Regions from separate parts of the Homo sapiens genome. Here region 2 is linked to region 1. Evidence: read pairs that join two places in POLR2A ChIA-PET (ENCODE). Cell type or tissue: IMR-90. All regions are shown on one strand. Links, peaks and the distances in the headings refer to the core of each region. The heading gives the core; the rest is flanking DNA.

What was found. Peaks named below come from ENCODE experiments on the same cell type or tissue, not always from the same donor. Only the 100,000 strongest peaks of a DNase experiment are listed, where the experiment ranks them.
Region 2: POLR2A ChIA-PET joins it to region 1 with 5 read pairs; 2 of 35 experiments call an interaction of 5 or more read pairs at or near these places.

The regions. Positions count from the first base shown.
Region 1 is chr4:132,099,718-132,104,117 of GRCh38, forward strand. No RefSeq gene overlaps it. Among named protein-coding and RNA genes, the nearest start is that of SNHG27, 340 kb to the left of the region's middle. In IMR-90, for the core only: no CTCF peak of the experiment used is centred there; a DNase peak (open chromatin) is centred at 1,994.
Region 2 is chr4:132,048,471-132,052,870 of GRCh38, forward strand. All of the region lies in intron 1 of LOC105377428 (a long non-coding RNA gene), which reads right to left. Among named protein-coding and RNA genes, the nearest start is that of SNHG27, 290 kb to the left of the region's middle. In IMR-90, for the core only: no CTCF peak of the experiment used is centred there; no DNase peak of the experiment used is centred there.

The DNA.
Region 1 (4,400 bases), core at 204-4,203:
TAATTTTTAGTTATGATTGGGATATTTTTACTATGATATCTCTAGTTGATCATTACTAGTTAATAATATGATTTTTAAAACAATTGGTGTTACATGTAGCTCACACTGCCCAATGCTTATTGTGAGACACTTCTAAATGCATGTATTAAACAGCTACAGCTTTTTTTTTTTTTTTTTTGAGACAGAGTCTCACTATGTCACCTAAGCTGGAGTGCAGTGGCATGATCTCGGCTCACTGCAACCTCTGCCTTCTGGGTTCAAGCGATCCTCCTGCCTCAGCCTCCCAAGAATCTGGGACTACAGGTGCATGCCACCAAGCCCGGCTAATTATTTGTATTTTTAGTAGAGACGGGATTTCACTGTGTTAGCCAGGATGGTCTCGATCTCCTGAACTCGTGATCCACCCGCCTCGGCCTCCCAAAGTGCTGGGATTGCAGGAGTGAGCCACCGCACTCGGCCAGCTACAGCCTTTGTTTATAGTGTTTTAAAATTAAAACATGTAGCTGACTTCTATTAGTATTTCTTCTAATAGTCTTTCATCATTAAACTGCATGTTACACATTAAAAAATTTGAAGGCAGAAAAAAAAATTATGGTTTAATATTTTCTGGCTTAAAATATTGTCATGTTTCATAAATCATGCAGAACTAAAATGTGCAAATAACATATTTTACCATTTATAATATAAAGCTTTTTGTATGCTTTACAAATAAAGCTTGTTATTGAAATCATATAGAGGGCTAAGTAGATTTTTTAAACTTAATTTTAACAACTATTTAAAAGATAAAAAATGCCTTTGAAAGAGCCAAGATGGCCAACTAGATGCAGCCAGGAGGAACTTTTCCCATTAAGAAAGACCAGACCATCAAGTAGAGCAGCAGACTACCCAGATTTTCTGAAAGAAGGCATTGAGAGTCGATAGATGTAGGTCGCAGGCCACAGGACTGAAAGGGAAACAGTCTGGACACCTTGCATGGGATTGCTGAGGATCAGAATGTGTTCCTGGATTTAAGTGGCTCCTATGAAAAGGGTGAGAGAAATAGGCCTGGAGTGGTCTACCCTCACCGAGGACCTCCACGATCTGGGCTGTGGGAGACCCCATGACCCCTACGGACATTTTAGTTAGCAGGAAGAACTGCTTGGAGAGTTGGCAGAGCTAGAACTCCAGTCTGTACAGAGTCCACAGGGTTTGGTATGGAAGTGGCTGCAGTGGACCACAGCCATGAGTGACCATCCCCCAAGCCTTGTTTTGTTTATTTTCGGTAGTTTAGCCTTTGTTAGCTGCTGCACCTGGGCAGAGTAGGGCTGCCTTGCTAGTGGGACAGAGCCCGTGTAATCTGAATGCACCCCTGTCTGTGGGTCCCTAACTGGTCACACCCACTTGCAACACAGCTTCAGCTGCCTTACAGAATGATTACCGTTGGCCACACTCATAGATCTTTCACCAGCAGTTCCCACCTTCCCATCAGAGCACTTTTGCAGACAGACTCCTGCCAGTACACACCCAATCAGAGCCTCCCCCGTCTACTACCCTGCCACATACACACACCCACATCCCTCCCCCAGCATCCCCCAGGGCCCCCACCTGAACATTTTGCTGGCAGCCTCCATGGGAGTGTTATTGCCAGCAGATTGGTAACACCTCAGCTCCCCAAGTACAGCAGGTATTTGACCTCAAGAGGCCAGAGAAGAAAGCCATGGGCCTAATCCCAGCACACCAGAGAAAGAGCACACAGTTCAGGAGTGTTGAGATGAGCCTTGGTCCCCTGGAAGCATTTAGAAATAAAGTCAATTGACTAAACCCAACTTATGCCACAGTCAAACCCTCAAGGGCATCACAAAATATAAAAGCAAAAAGCCCTATTCAAAAGACAACAACTCCAAAGATTAAAGAAACATCAATTCACACAGATGAGAAAGAGTCAATGTAAGAATTCTGACAACTCTAAAAGCCAGATGACTACATTCTTAACTCCAAGTGACTACACTAACTCCCCAGGAATGCTTCCTAACTGACTGAAATAGCTGAAATGACAGACACAGAACTTAGAAACTGGATGGCAAGGAACCTCAATGAAATACAGGAGAAACTTGAAGCCCAATCGAAGGAAACAAAATGATGACAAAAATTTTAAAAAAATTTCAAAAAATGAGCAAAATCACTAAGAATTGGCATTGTTTGAAGAGACCAAACCTGTGATTCACTGGCATTCCTGAAAGAAATGGAAAGTGAGCAAACAACTTAGAAAACATATTTGAGAACACTGTCCATAAAAATTTTCCCAACTTTGCCAGAAAGGTTGACATGCAAACTCAGGAAATTCAGAGAATCCCTGCAAGATACTATTCAAGATGACCATCCCCAAGATACATGGTCATCAGATTCTCCAATGTCAGTATGAAAAGAAAAAAAGTCTTAAAGGGAGCTAGGGCAAGTCATATGCAAGGGGAACTCTATTAAACTAACAGTGAACCTCTCAGCAGAAACCTTATAAGCCAGAAAAGATTTAGGGCCTATATTCAGCAATCTTAAAAAATGAATTCCAACTAAGAATTTCATATCCAGCCAAACCAAACTTTATAAACAGAGAAATAAACACTTTTTGGATAAACAGATGCAAAAATGCAAAGGGAATTTGTTATCACAAGACCTTGCTTATAAGACATCCTTAAGGGAGTGCTAAACATGGAAATGAAAGACCAATACCTGCCACCACAAAAACACACTTACATACATAGCCTACTGACACTACAAAACAACTATACAATGAAGTCTGCAAAATAACTAGCTAGCAATATGATGACAGGGTCAAATCCACACGTCAATATTGACCTTGAATGTAAATGAGCTAAACACTCCACTGGAAAGGCAGAGTGGCAAGTTGGATAAAAAATTGTGTGTTGCCTTGAGACACCCATCGCAGATGCAATGACTCCCAGAGGCTCAAAGTATAGAGTTGGAAAAAAATATATTAGGCAAACAAAAAACAGAAAAGAGTAGAGGTTGCTATCCTTATATCAGACCAAACTAACTTTAAACCAACAAAGATAAAATTGTACTAAGAGAGACAGCCATGGTGGCTCACACCTGTAATCCCAGCACTTTAGGAGGGTGAGATGAGTGAATCTTTTAAGCCCAGCAATTCGAGACCAATCTGGACAACATGGCAAAACTTCATCTTTACAAAAAATACAAAAATTAGCTGCTCATGGTGGTGTGTGCCTATAGTCCCAGCTATTCAAAAAGCTGAGGTGTGGGGATTGATTGAGCCCAGGAAGTAGAGGCTGCAGTGAACCATGATCAGGCCACTGCCCTTCAGCCTAATCAACAGAGCAGGACAAAAAAAAAAAAAAAAAGAGAGATGAGATGGGGAGAACAAAGAAGGGCACTACATAATAATAAAGGGTTCAGAAAACTTAACTCTCCTAAATACATATGCACCCAATATTGGAGCACTCAGACTCATAAAACAAATTCTTAGAAACTTACAAGGAGACTCAGATAGCCACACAATGACAGCGGGAGACTTAAAGATTCCCTGACAGTGTTAAACAGATCATCAAAGCAAAACACTAGCAAAGATGTTCAGGACCTGAACTTGACACTACCAAATAGACCTAACAGACACCTAGAGAATACCCTACCCAACAAGAGAATACCCAACAAGAGAATAAACATTTTTCTCATCTGCACATGGCACATACTCTGAGATTAAACACACACTCAGCCATAAAGCAGATCTCACCAAATTCAAAACAATGGAACTTGTGTCAACCACACTTTCAGACCAGATCACAATAAAAATATAAGCCAATACCAAGGAGGCGCTCTCAAAACCATACAATTACATTAAAATTAAATAACTTGCTCCTGAATTTCTTTTAGGTAAAGAATGAAATAAAAGCAGAAATAAAAAAAAATGTTTGAAACAAATGAAAACATAGATATATCAGAATTTCCGGGACACTGCTAAAACAGTGTTAAAGGAAAGTTTATAGTGCTAAACACCTACATCAGAAAGTTAGAAAGGTCTCAAACTAACAACCTAACATCATACCTAGAGGAACTAGAAAAATAGGGCAAACAAATCCCAAAGCTATCAGAAGAAAAAAAAATAACCATAATCAAACCTGATCTGAAAAAAATTGAGTACAAAAATCCATATAAAAGATAATGAAACCAACAAGTTCCCTCTTAGAAAGAATATATAAGACTGATAGACTGCTAAACAATATTATTAAGGAAGAAAAGGAAGATCCACACAAGCAAAACCAGAAATGACAAAAGTGACATTTCCATTGACCCCACAGAAATACAAAATATCATCACAGGCTATTACAAACACATCTATGCACACAAACTAGAAAACCTAGAAGAAATGGATACATTTCTGTAAACAT
Region 2 (4,400 bases), core at 254-4,253, 51 kb before region 1:
CTAATCATAGTAACAAATAGATTTGCTGACCTTAGTGGCCTAATTAACAGCTGACCCTGTGCCTTATTAAGTGTTGTCAGAAAATTAAGGGCTTTTTTTTCCCTAGATAAGTGAAATTGAGGATGATAAATTTTATTCTTACATAATAAAATGTCTAATTTAGTAACATTGCCTTGAATAGGTATAAATTTATTTAATTTCAAAACAAAACCAATTAAATGGAAACTTTGTAAGCGTGCATTTTCCCTCGTTTCTAATACAGTATCCTTTTTCTCTTATTTAATTAATTTCTTATGGTTTCAAATAAAATCCTTCTTTGCTTTCTTTCCCACTAATCAGAGAGCTTGAAATTCAAATGCATTTTGGAAGTACAACGGACAACTCTGCTGGGGCAAACCTTGTGCTTCAGGCTTATTTTTCTGCTCCTCCCAAGAATTTAATTAACTAATTAGCTTACTCAGGTGTAAGCAACAGATGCGTCACATCTGCCCATAATTTGTGACTAGCCGGGAACACTTTCTTACCCCACTTCAGACTGAAGAACTGCACTTGAATTGGCTATTTTGTGCCCACATGTTTCCCAACCCGTATAGAAGCTAATATATTGATCCTTACATTATTTCCTCCCAAGGAAATCAATGTATTGTGCCTCTTTTGATTATGCTGTATGATCAATTATCGTACCTCTCTTTCTCTTTCTGTCTGGCTTCTTAGCTTCCCCCATGTCTACATAATACTTGCATTTAAAGAACAAGTCATTTTTGTTCTAGAGTAGTTTGGCTTTTATAGCCCAGATATTTTCTCCATAGTTATTAGAATATGTGTTGAATGTTTTCTCCTACCACAAAGAAATACCTATTTATTATTTACACTACTTAGTGTCTTAGCAGCAAGCAACAAAATGACTGGCTGATTTTAATTTAGAAAATATCTTATGAAATTTGATTAGCTTAGAGAATTATCCAGAAGATTGGAGGAAACTTTTGGGAAATAAAAAAACAAAAAGAAGGTCACAACGTTAGAAAAGACAAAATACATCAGAAAATATTGTGAGGAAAATTGAATGCGTATATACACACACACAGAGGTCAATAAAAAGCATGTGGTCTGGGAATAATTTCATTGTAGTTAGAATTTCTTCTCCATAAGACACTTTAACATACACTGCTATGTATATTTCATGTTGCAGTGCTAATATATGCAGTTAATATATAGCTAATATATAGAAATACATAATATAATTCACATTTATACACACATGCTTACATACACACACAAAGATATACATCCATGAAACTAAGATCCAGTAGAAAGCAAAAATAATAATTTTCAGTTGTCTTATTTAAATGAATAGGAATATACTGTTCACTGTGATCCACATATACACTTTAAGTACAGATTTATACTGTACTTAATTTTTAAAAATTTTTTAAATTTTTTAAAAATTAAGCTGGTCTCAAACTCTTGATCTCAGGTGATCCACCCACCTCAGCCTCCCAAAGTGCTGGGATTACAATATGTTTTAGAGTCAACTGCATAGTTCATATTAACATCATCTTTTTGTTGAGCTCAAATCTCTTTATTATTTGTAAATTGTATTCTAGCTTTTTAAGTGAAAACTCTAAACCCTTTGTCAGCAACTTCTTCTTTTTTTTTTTTTTTTTTTTGAGATGGAATCTCACTCTGTTGCCCAGGCTGGAGTGCAGTGGCACGATCTCAGCTCACTGCAACCTCTGGCTATCATGTTCAAGCAATTCTCCTGCCCCAGCCTCCCGAGTACCTGGGATTACAGGTGTTCACCACCACGCCTGGCTAATTTTTGTATTTTTATTAGAGTCGAGGCTTCACCATGTTTGCCAGGCTGGTCTCAAACTCTTGATCTCAGGTGATCCACCCGCCTCAGCCTCCCAAAGTGCTGGGATTACAGGCGTGAGCCACCACGCCCAGACGTAAGCAGCTTCTTAAAGATGAAAGGAGCAATAATTAGACCCATTCAAGCTTTATAATGCCACATTTGGACCACTGTAACTAAGGGTCTTCAAGCTTTTCAGTTATGCTTTTGTTAAGTATTTTGTTTGTTATATTTCAAAAATATTGCTTTTCAGTTTTTTAAATTGAGAAAAAATTCAAAATTATTTTTGAGCTGGAATAGTTAAATTTTGTTAAGAATTAAATAATTCTTATTCAAGCACTAAGAATATTCCTCTTTCCTACAGTATCAGCTTAGTTAGTATTTTGTTTGACGGTACTAGAATATAAACAATTTCCACATATTGTACAAAAACTGTATCAACTAAATAACTTGTGAATTTTGCTACACATTTGGGGATTAAATATAAAACATTTATTTATGCAGATATGAAACAATTTAATAATTTGAAAGTAGAAAAATTATCTGTGCTAGTTAATCTTATGTGTCAACTTGACCAGACTAAGCAATACCCAGATAGCTGGTAAACATTATTTCTGTGTGTGTCTGTTAGGGTGTTTCCAGAAGAGATTAACATTCGAATCAGTATACTGAGTAAAGAAGATCTGCCTTCACTAATGTGGACAGGCATCATCCAATTTGTTGAGGGCTTTCATAGAACAAATAAGCAGAGGATGAGCTTTTTCTTTCTCTCTTCTTAAGCTAGAACATGCATCTTCCCCTACCCTTGGATATTGGAGTTTCTGATTCTTGAGCCTTCCACTAAATCACATAAGAATATATACCTATATTTATCCTATTGGTTTTTTTTTCCTCTGGACAATCCTAACCAATACATCATCTGAAAATAATATGATTTTAATTGTGTCATATATTGTGTAGTACAAATATGTATGTTTGTACATATATTTATGTTGTATTCACTTATTTTTGCTTTTAAAATACATATTGAAATTGCATAAATACTGAAAAATATTCAGGAATAGTTTCTTAAAAGAGAGATGCCAAACTTTAATACTAAATTAATACTGACAAGGATAAATAGGGTATATATGAAACAGTAAGAATCTTCCTCAGACTGAGCTCCTCCTCCCTCCACTCTTGTGTTTATATTCCAGCCTGTGTAGTTTTTCCATTCTTTATCCAAACATTTTCTGTTCCTTATGCTTGAGTCTGAGTGGGAAGGCTAGCTGTTTTACTAGTTCAATATACACATTAGCTTATAAAATATATACTTCTCCCTATCTCTTATAAATGAAATGGAGCTATAAACCTGAATTAGGAAAAGATTTAAAGCTTCATCATCTGAGTAGTGCAGACAATTTTGTGATGTGATTTGCAGATTTCTTTTCTGTGTAAGAAAATGTGTGCTGAGATCTTAAGATGCTGATGAAAACCTTCTTCATTGACTTTGTGCATCAAAGCTGAACATTGTTACAGCAGCAATATTATGTAGTTATCAACTATTGCTCTTCAGAAATTTCTATCTTTGAAGCAGTATTTTTTAAGTCTCTAAAAATGTCAGGTTGAGATAACATGTTTAAATGTCTGTTTTCTAATTTAAAAAGTTCTAAGATACGATTTTTAATATATCAATAGTTTCAAGTATGTGTACTGGCTTACCAGACTGTAATTTTATGAAGAACAGCAACCAGTCTTAAATAATTTTTCTCCATTACAGATTGCTCACTGTAATAATTCAAATGCATACAAATCAATATATAATTAATTAGGTTTTAAATATTTCCAAATGTAACTAAACTAAAAGAATGAATTTTTGAAATTAGTGAAACATTTTTTGTGTGAAAAACTGACTAAATTTTTGCTTTCCCAAAACTGATTACAGTATTTGTAGTTATACCTTAGATATTTATCTTTGTGATGCGTCAGCTTTTGTAAAGCTAAATGTACTTAATACATATAAAACTTAATAAAAATTACTGTTTTGTTCACTAACATTTTATAACTAATTTATATAAAGTAGAGCAACATAAAATTTTTATTTTACATAATCCAATTTTAAAGATAAATTTACACTTTTATTCTGAGCACAGTTTTGAAAATAATCATATATTAATAATATGATTAATATGTTATTGATATGTTTTAATAATGTCTGCAAAGTAAAACTGTTTTACTTTCCTGTTTTACTATCAAATTTTATTTGACAGAGCATCTTTTAAATAATCTTTTTTACTATGCATTAAAGTGTGAATGTTGTGACATAATTCTAACACTTTTGGACATTAATACAAAAAGAAAACCATAACTGAAAGTATGCAATGATAAACACAAACAGACACATACACACCCCTCAACAACAAAATTGAGGATGCTGAGAACTTACTGTATGTATTTCTTTCTGAGATACTAATAGTCTAATTGTAAAGATTAAAAATATACTTTAAAAAGACTTACAATAAATGTTATATTTTTTCATGAACTTTGATCTATTTACTGATAGTAATAT